Regions from separate parts of the Mus musculus genome. Here region 2 is linked to region 1. A link is a loop called in an ENCODE intact Hi-C map of the cell type or tissue named here. Cell type or tissue: heart. All regions are shown on one strand. Links, peaks and the distances in the headings refer to the core of each region. The heading gives the core; the rest is flanking DNA. Region 1 overlaps Ing4 (inhibitor of growth family, member 4). Region 2 overlaps Ncapd2 (non-SMC condensin I complex, subunit D2).

What was found. Hi-C counts contacts between places; a loop is a spot of excess contacts. Peaks named below come from ENCODE experiments on the same cell type or tissue, not always from the same donor. Only the 100,000 strongest peaks of a DNase experiment are listed, where the experiment ranks them.
Region 2: a loop joins it to region 1, with 2.9 times the contacts of the local background. A loop is called at or near these places in 1 of 42 quality-filtered maps.

The regions. Positions count from the first base shown.
Region 1 is chr6:125,045,223-125,048,129 of GRCm38, reverse strand. Ing4 (inhibitor of growth family, member 4) reads right to left here. Exons shown (of 8, transcript NM_133345.2): 3 at 1,060-1,226; 4 at 805-919; 5 at 543-648; 6 at 190-337. The region is part of intron 1 of 4930557K07Rik (RIKEN cDNA 4930557K07 gene); the gene reads left to right. Among named protein-coding and RNA genes, the nearest start is that of 4930557K07Rik, 3.2 kb to the left of the region's middle. In heart, for the core only: a CTCF peak has its summit at 1,256 (motif pointing left); a DNase peak (open chromatin) is centred at 1,169.
Region 2 is chr6:125,168,974-125,171,880 of GRCm38, reverse strand. It overlaps Ncapd2 (non-SMC condensin I complex, subunit D2), which reads left to right. Exons shown (of 32, transcript NM_146171.1): 23 at 1-48; 24 at 122-245; 25 at 328-483; 26 at 788-965; 27 at 1,060-1,154; 28 at 1,667-1,747; 29 at 1,883-2,066; 30 at 2,892-2,907. Among named protein-coding and RNA genes, the nearest start is that of Gapdh, 4.7 kb to the right of the region's middle. In heart, for the core only: a CTCF peak has its summit at 1,473 (motif pointing right); a DNase peak (open chromatin) is centred at 1,479; H3K27ac peaks cover 1,181 bases.

The DNA of each region.
Region 1 (2,907 bases), core at 199-2,698:
GGGTGGAGGGAGGGCCACCAGCGGCTCCTGAGAGGTAGGGGCCCTCTACTCCAGTTTAGAAACTTCAAGTCTCAGCAACCCAGTCCAACCACCATCCCATTCTGCATCCTTCTCTTCACCCGAGTCACCTCCTCCTCTTACTCATGCCCCTCAGAGCTCCTCCCCCAACCCCGAGGAAACGGTTCTCACATCCGGGTTGTCACAGCCAATCATCTCTCCATAGGAGACCTGGTGACAAAGGCAATATGTGGGTTCGTTGGGATCCACAGGCATATCCAACACATCAGAGGGGTGGACACTGCCAAAGGTCACTGAGGGCATCCCATACTCAGGACTTCTGTATGCCAAGAGGAAGACAAATGTCATCCGCAGGAAGGGAAGCTACAACCTGCGCTCTGAGGTGGTAGAAGATCGTGGTGAGGCAAGTGATGTGTGGCTTCCTCTCCGTCCAGCAGACACCACAGTGACAGAGTTACTGGCACAGAAGACAGGGAAAGTGGCACGAGGCTGGCTGGGAGGCGGGCGTCCTCTGGTATACTCACGTGCGCACAAGTTTTAACTTCTTCTGGGCAGCCTTGGGGGCTTCTTCATCTGAGTTTTTCCCTTTGGAACGGGCTCTGGCAGCTTTTTTCTCCTTTTGGGTCCGGCCTTCTAGGAAGAAAGGGTAAGCCGGGAGGCAGAGACAAAAAGATGGGTTAAGTTCTCTTTGCTCCTGGTCCAGGCAGTGCCGCTCCCTCCTAGCTGGAGTTGGCCTCTTCTCCCTCTGACTCCTTGCCCGCATCTCACAGCCCCGCCCCTCCTCACTCTTTTTGCCTTTGCTAGAAGAGCTGTCATAGTCACTGGACTCGATCTGTTTCTCCTTCAGATCAGCCTCAAAACGGGCCAGGTCTGTGTCCAGCCGCCGAATGTGTTTGTCTACCTGTGAGGGAAGGAAGGGAAGAGGTCCAAGCCTGGCTCCGATCAAGGAAAACAGCTAAGACCCAACACAGCTGAAGGAGGGGGTCTAAGACCCTGAGAATTAGCTGAGAGCTAGGTGGGAAACCATGAACAGGGCCATACCATCTCATAGGTCTGCATGGCCAGCTGCACCTTGTCGTCACCAAATTCCTTGCACTTGCCATAGGCCTCCTGGATCTGTCTGAGAAGGGCCAGCTTCTCCTCGGAGCTCAGGCTGCGGGCGCTACTCATATATTCAGTGGCCAACTTGTCAATTTCAGCCTTCAGGTCTACAACAGAGACAGGCCTGGGTCACAGCGGCCCCTGGTGGCTAGATGAAACATACTTCTTCCTCTTGTTCCTTGGACCTTTTCCATTGGCCATCAAAACCTTCCAAGTGAACTGTACTGAACTATGCCTTGTATTCAGGAAATGCAAATACTCATTTGGGCTTTTTTTTTGGTTTGTTTTGAGACAGTGTCAGTATGTAGCTTAGCCTGGTCTTGAACTTGGAATATCCTCCTGTCTTAGATTTCCTAACACTGGGATCATAAGCGTGGGCCTGGCTGAGACTGTCTTAAAGTCCCTTCAGGGTACAGAAAACATGGCTGCCGAGTTGGGAGTTGAGACTACTACAGAGTCATTGTGGGGTTCTCTGCAAAGCAGGTTGTCCTGAAGTACATTCCTGATGACATTTCAGGATGCTTCTTTGCAGGGCTTGCTTGCTGCTTGCCTCGTGAGTGGGGTTCCAAAGACCATCTTCTTTCTGAGCAGCATCTCCAAACGGCCCTGCCCTGCCTCCTGCAAACCAGGCTGTCACTCACTGGTGCTCTGGCTCCAGGTCTCTCTCTCTCTTTGAGTCTTGCCCAGGTTGGCCTTGAACTTAGGATGCTCCCGCCTACGCAGCCAGAGTGCGGGGTCTGACATTTTAACATTACGTCTTAATTACTTCAAGGAAAGCGGTGTCTGCATCCTTCCCATCCACCCTACTTTTCTCTTTCCATTTTCCGAGTACCAAGTCTCTGTAGCTCAAGATGTCTTAGAACTTACTATATAGTCCAGGCTGACCTCAAACAGAAGCTAATCCTCCTGCCTCAGCCCCCTGAAAGCTGAGATTCCATGTGTGTGCCACCACATCCAGCTTGCTCATCACTTGTAACTTGCTTACCATTCTTGTCATTTTTTTTGTTTGTTTGTTCATCTTAGATATCGCTCAAAACACCTTAATAGTAGAGGGCTGGTGAAGACCCGGAATACTGACTAGAAGATCTCTACCCCCTAGCATTATGTAGGGCTCATAAAAATGACAATGGAAGGAGATGAAAGACTAACCCAGTGCAGCACCAGGCAGTGGGAACATGCTATGCCCATACCTCACTGCATTCCAGGCCTTTAGAAGTGAGAAAAATATACAATTCTGTAATTTCCAGCTGGTCTCTATACACAGAATCAAGAGTTAGAACAACATTGAAAAGAAATCCAGCCGATTCTAACTGTCTCGCAGACAGCTGTCAGAGGCAGATGTCCAGAGTGTTAGGTGATACCCATGAAGACACTTAGCCAGAGCAACTTAAGACATGGCTTCATGGACTGGTGAGATGGCTCAGTGGGTAAGAGCACCCGACTGCTCTTCCAAAGGTCCGGAGTTCAAATCCCAGCAACCACATGGTGGCTCACAACCATCTGTAACGAGATCTGACGCCCTCTTCTGGTGTGTCTGAAGACAGCTACAGTGTACTTACATCCAATAAATAAATAAATCTTTAAAAAAAAAAAAAAAAAAAAAAAAAGACATGGCTTCACAGCCTAGCTTGCTAGGTCTTTGAACATGGCTACCTAGGATGGAACATAAGACATATCTATCCTTCAGTGGGTATGAGGACACCTTCAAAATGAACCTTACCTCCGGAGCAGAGCAGCCTGAGCTCTGCAGTGAAGCGCTCCTCAGGCGCCAGAGGGCAGGCACCTCAG
Region 2 (2,907 bases), core at 280-2,779, 120 kb before region 1:
CAGAGGCGGAGCTCATCCGAAGCATCTGTGAGAAGGAGCTGTTGGACGGTAAGAAAGATCGCTATGTGCCCTCCCCCAGTTGAATCAATCTGTCCCTAACCTGGACATGTTCTTTTGTCAGGCAACCAGGTACTAGCTGCCTTTGTTCCACTGCTACTTAAAGTCTGTAACAACCCTGGCTTATACAGCAACCCAGAGCTCTGTGCGGCTGCGTCGCTGGCCCTTGGCAAGTTCTGCATGATCAGGTAGGCCTAGTTGGCTTCATCTCAAGGAACATGAGATGGTACAGCCCTCTTGCTTTCCTGATGGGTCTCTCTTTGCCCTCAGTGCCCCTTTCTGCGACTCCCAGCTTCGTCTTCTATTCACCATGCTGGAAAAGTCTTCACTCCCCACTGTGCGATCTAACCTCATGGTTGCCACAGGGGATCTGGCTATCCGCTTCCCTAACCTGGTGGATCCCTGGACTCCTCATCTGTATGCCCGGTAAGAGATCCCTGGGCCACCTGAGACCCACTAAGAGTTCACGGGCTCCTCCCCCACCCGTGGCACTGACTTCGGTACCTGCTGGCTGTTCACCCTGTACAAGCAGGCCCGAAATGGGCACTGGGAGCTGAAGCTTCCCTCTAAAATCTTGCCTACAGATCTCGTGGTCCCTGACTCCAGCCTTGGAGCTGCTTCTAAACTGGCGTACTGTGGAACAATAGATCCTTGTTCTTAAGGCCTTCCTATTGTTCTCAAGGTACAAACACGAGTTCTTGATCTTAGTGACTAGAGTTTTTATTCCTAGCCTCCGAGACCCAGCTCAACAAGTGCGGAAGACAGCGGGGCTGGTGATGACGCACCTGATCCTGAAGGACATGGTGAAGGTGAAGGGGCAGGTGAGCGAGATGGCCGTGCTGCTCATCGACCCTGTGCCTCAGATCGCTGCTCTGGCCAAGAATTTCTTCAATGAGCTCTCCCACAAGGTGAGAGAAGCAGCTTGGGGCTTTGTCGGGGAGATGGATAGGTCCCACTTCTGCCGGCTGCTCCCCGCCTCATCTCATCCTTTTCCTCCTACAGGGCAATGCTATCTATAATCTACTCCCCGATATCATCAGTCGCCTGTCAGACCCAGAGGGCGGAGTGGAAGAGGAGCCCTTCCACACCATCATGAAGTATGGCTCTTTAGATCTAGAGTAGTGGGGGGGGGGGCACACAGACTTAGGATGGATGGATGGATGGATGGATGGATGGATGGATGGATGGAATGCAAAGAATGAAGAAGAATGAACACAGGGTCTTGCATGTGCTAGGCAAGCACTCTGCCGCTGTCTTCAGCTCTAGATGGACATTTTAGCCGTACTTTCTCCACAAGTTACTTGACCTGTTTGCCCGTCTTAACCGTATGAGGTTGACAGGACTTGCTGCATAGTTGTGGAGGCTCTTACATAGGGTAGGGTGCTGCTTGAGGGTGAGGGTGAGGCACATAGTAGCAGTCACTAGGTGGCAGCTGTTATTTGCTTTCTCAATAAAGGGAAGGAGACCAGAGGACAGGCGGTAGAAGGCCATGCAAAGAACTCTCTTCTAAAGCAAGGACAGAAGAGGCCATGCTGGGGTTGGGGTGGTGGCTTCAGTGTAGGAGCTGAGAAAGGGGTTTCCTGGCCAATCGTACACTCTCTCCTCACAGGCAGCTCCTCTCCTACATCACCAAGGACAAACAGACTGAGAGCTTGGTAGAAAAGCTGTGTCAGCGGTTCCGCACAGCCCGGTATGCTCCATTTTGGGACATCTTTGTGCTAAGAGGGACCTTTCAGAAGAGAGAGTCCCTGGTGGCATCCGTGGGACCAAAGGAGACTGAAGGGGGAGGATGTGTGTGCCTCACAGAGTCTCTCCCTCCCTGTAGAACTGAGCGTCAGTACCGAGACCTAGCCTACTGTATGTCCCAGCTGCCCCTCACAGAGCGAGGTCTCCAGAAGATGCTAGACAACTTTGAGTGCTTTGGCGATAAGCTCTTAGATGAGTCTGTCTTCAGTGCTTTCTTGTCAGTTGTGGGCAAACTGCGTCGCGGGGCCAAGCCTGAGGGCAAGGTGAGTGGTCCTGTTAGGTTCCGGTGCAGTAAACTTCATCTGCCTCCCTAAGTGCTCTGAGACTCCTGTCTGAACTTTCTGCCTTGCTAGCCTCACTACAGCTATGGAACCAGAGTGACTAAGACCAGATCTTAATTCCTGGTCCCTTTTTTAAAGGCCATTCATTTCCTTTTTTGTTAACATGCATTGGTATTTTGCCTGTGTATATGTTTGCATGAAGGTGCCAAGTCCCCTTGGAATTGGAGTTAGACTGTTGTGGGCCCTGAGAACTGAACACAGGTCTTTTGTAAGAGCAGCCAGTGCTCCTAACCACTATGCCACCTTCCCAGCCCCAGTGAAGGCCTTGAGATAGGGTCTTGCTATGTAGACCCAGCTGCCTCAGACTAACAGAGATTCCCCTGCCTCTGTCTCCTGGTAGTAGAGGTATGCCGCACATGTTTGCACTGGACTGCTTCTTTAGAGTAGTTTCATGTTTAAAGCAAAAGTCAGTAAGTAGAGCTCCCATATGCTCTGTCCCACACCCGCATGGCCTCCACCCCATGACCTTCTTGTCCTGGTATACGTGGTCCTGGATGAAGGAACGTGATTGACAGATCAGCATCCAAAGTCCACTCACTGGACACAGTGGCACATACTTACCACTTGTGTCATACTGGGCATTTTCAGGACTTTGAGGTCACCTTACCCCCCACCCCTGTGGTGGCATCAGTTAGTTGGAATCACAGTTTCAGATTGGTTTCTTTAGTTTTCTCTCTTTTCATGGCTATTTCTTTTTAAGCAGGGAGATAATGTTTCCAGCCCTGTCTTTAACTTTCTGTCCTCCAGGCTATAATAGATGAAT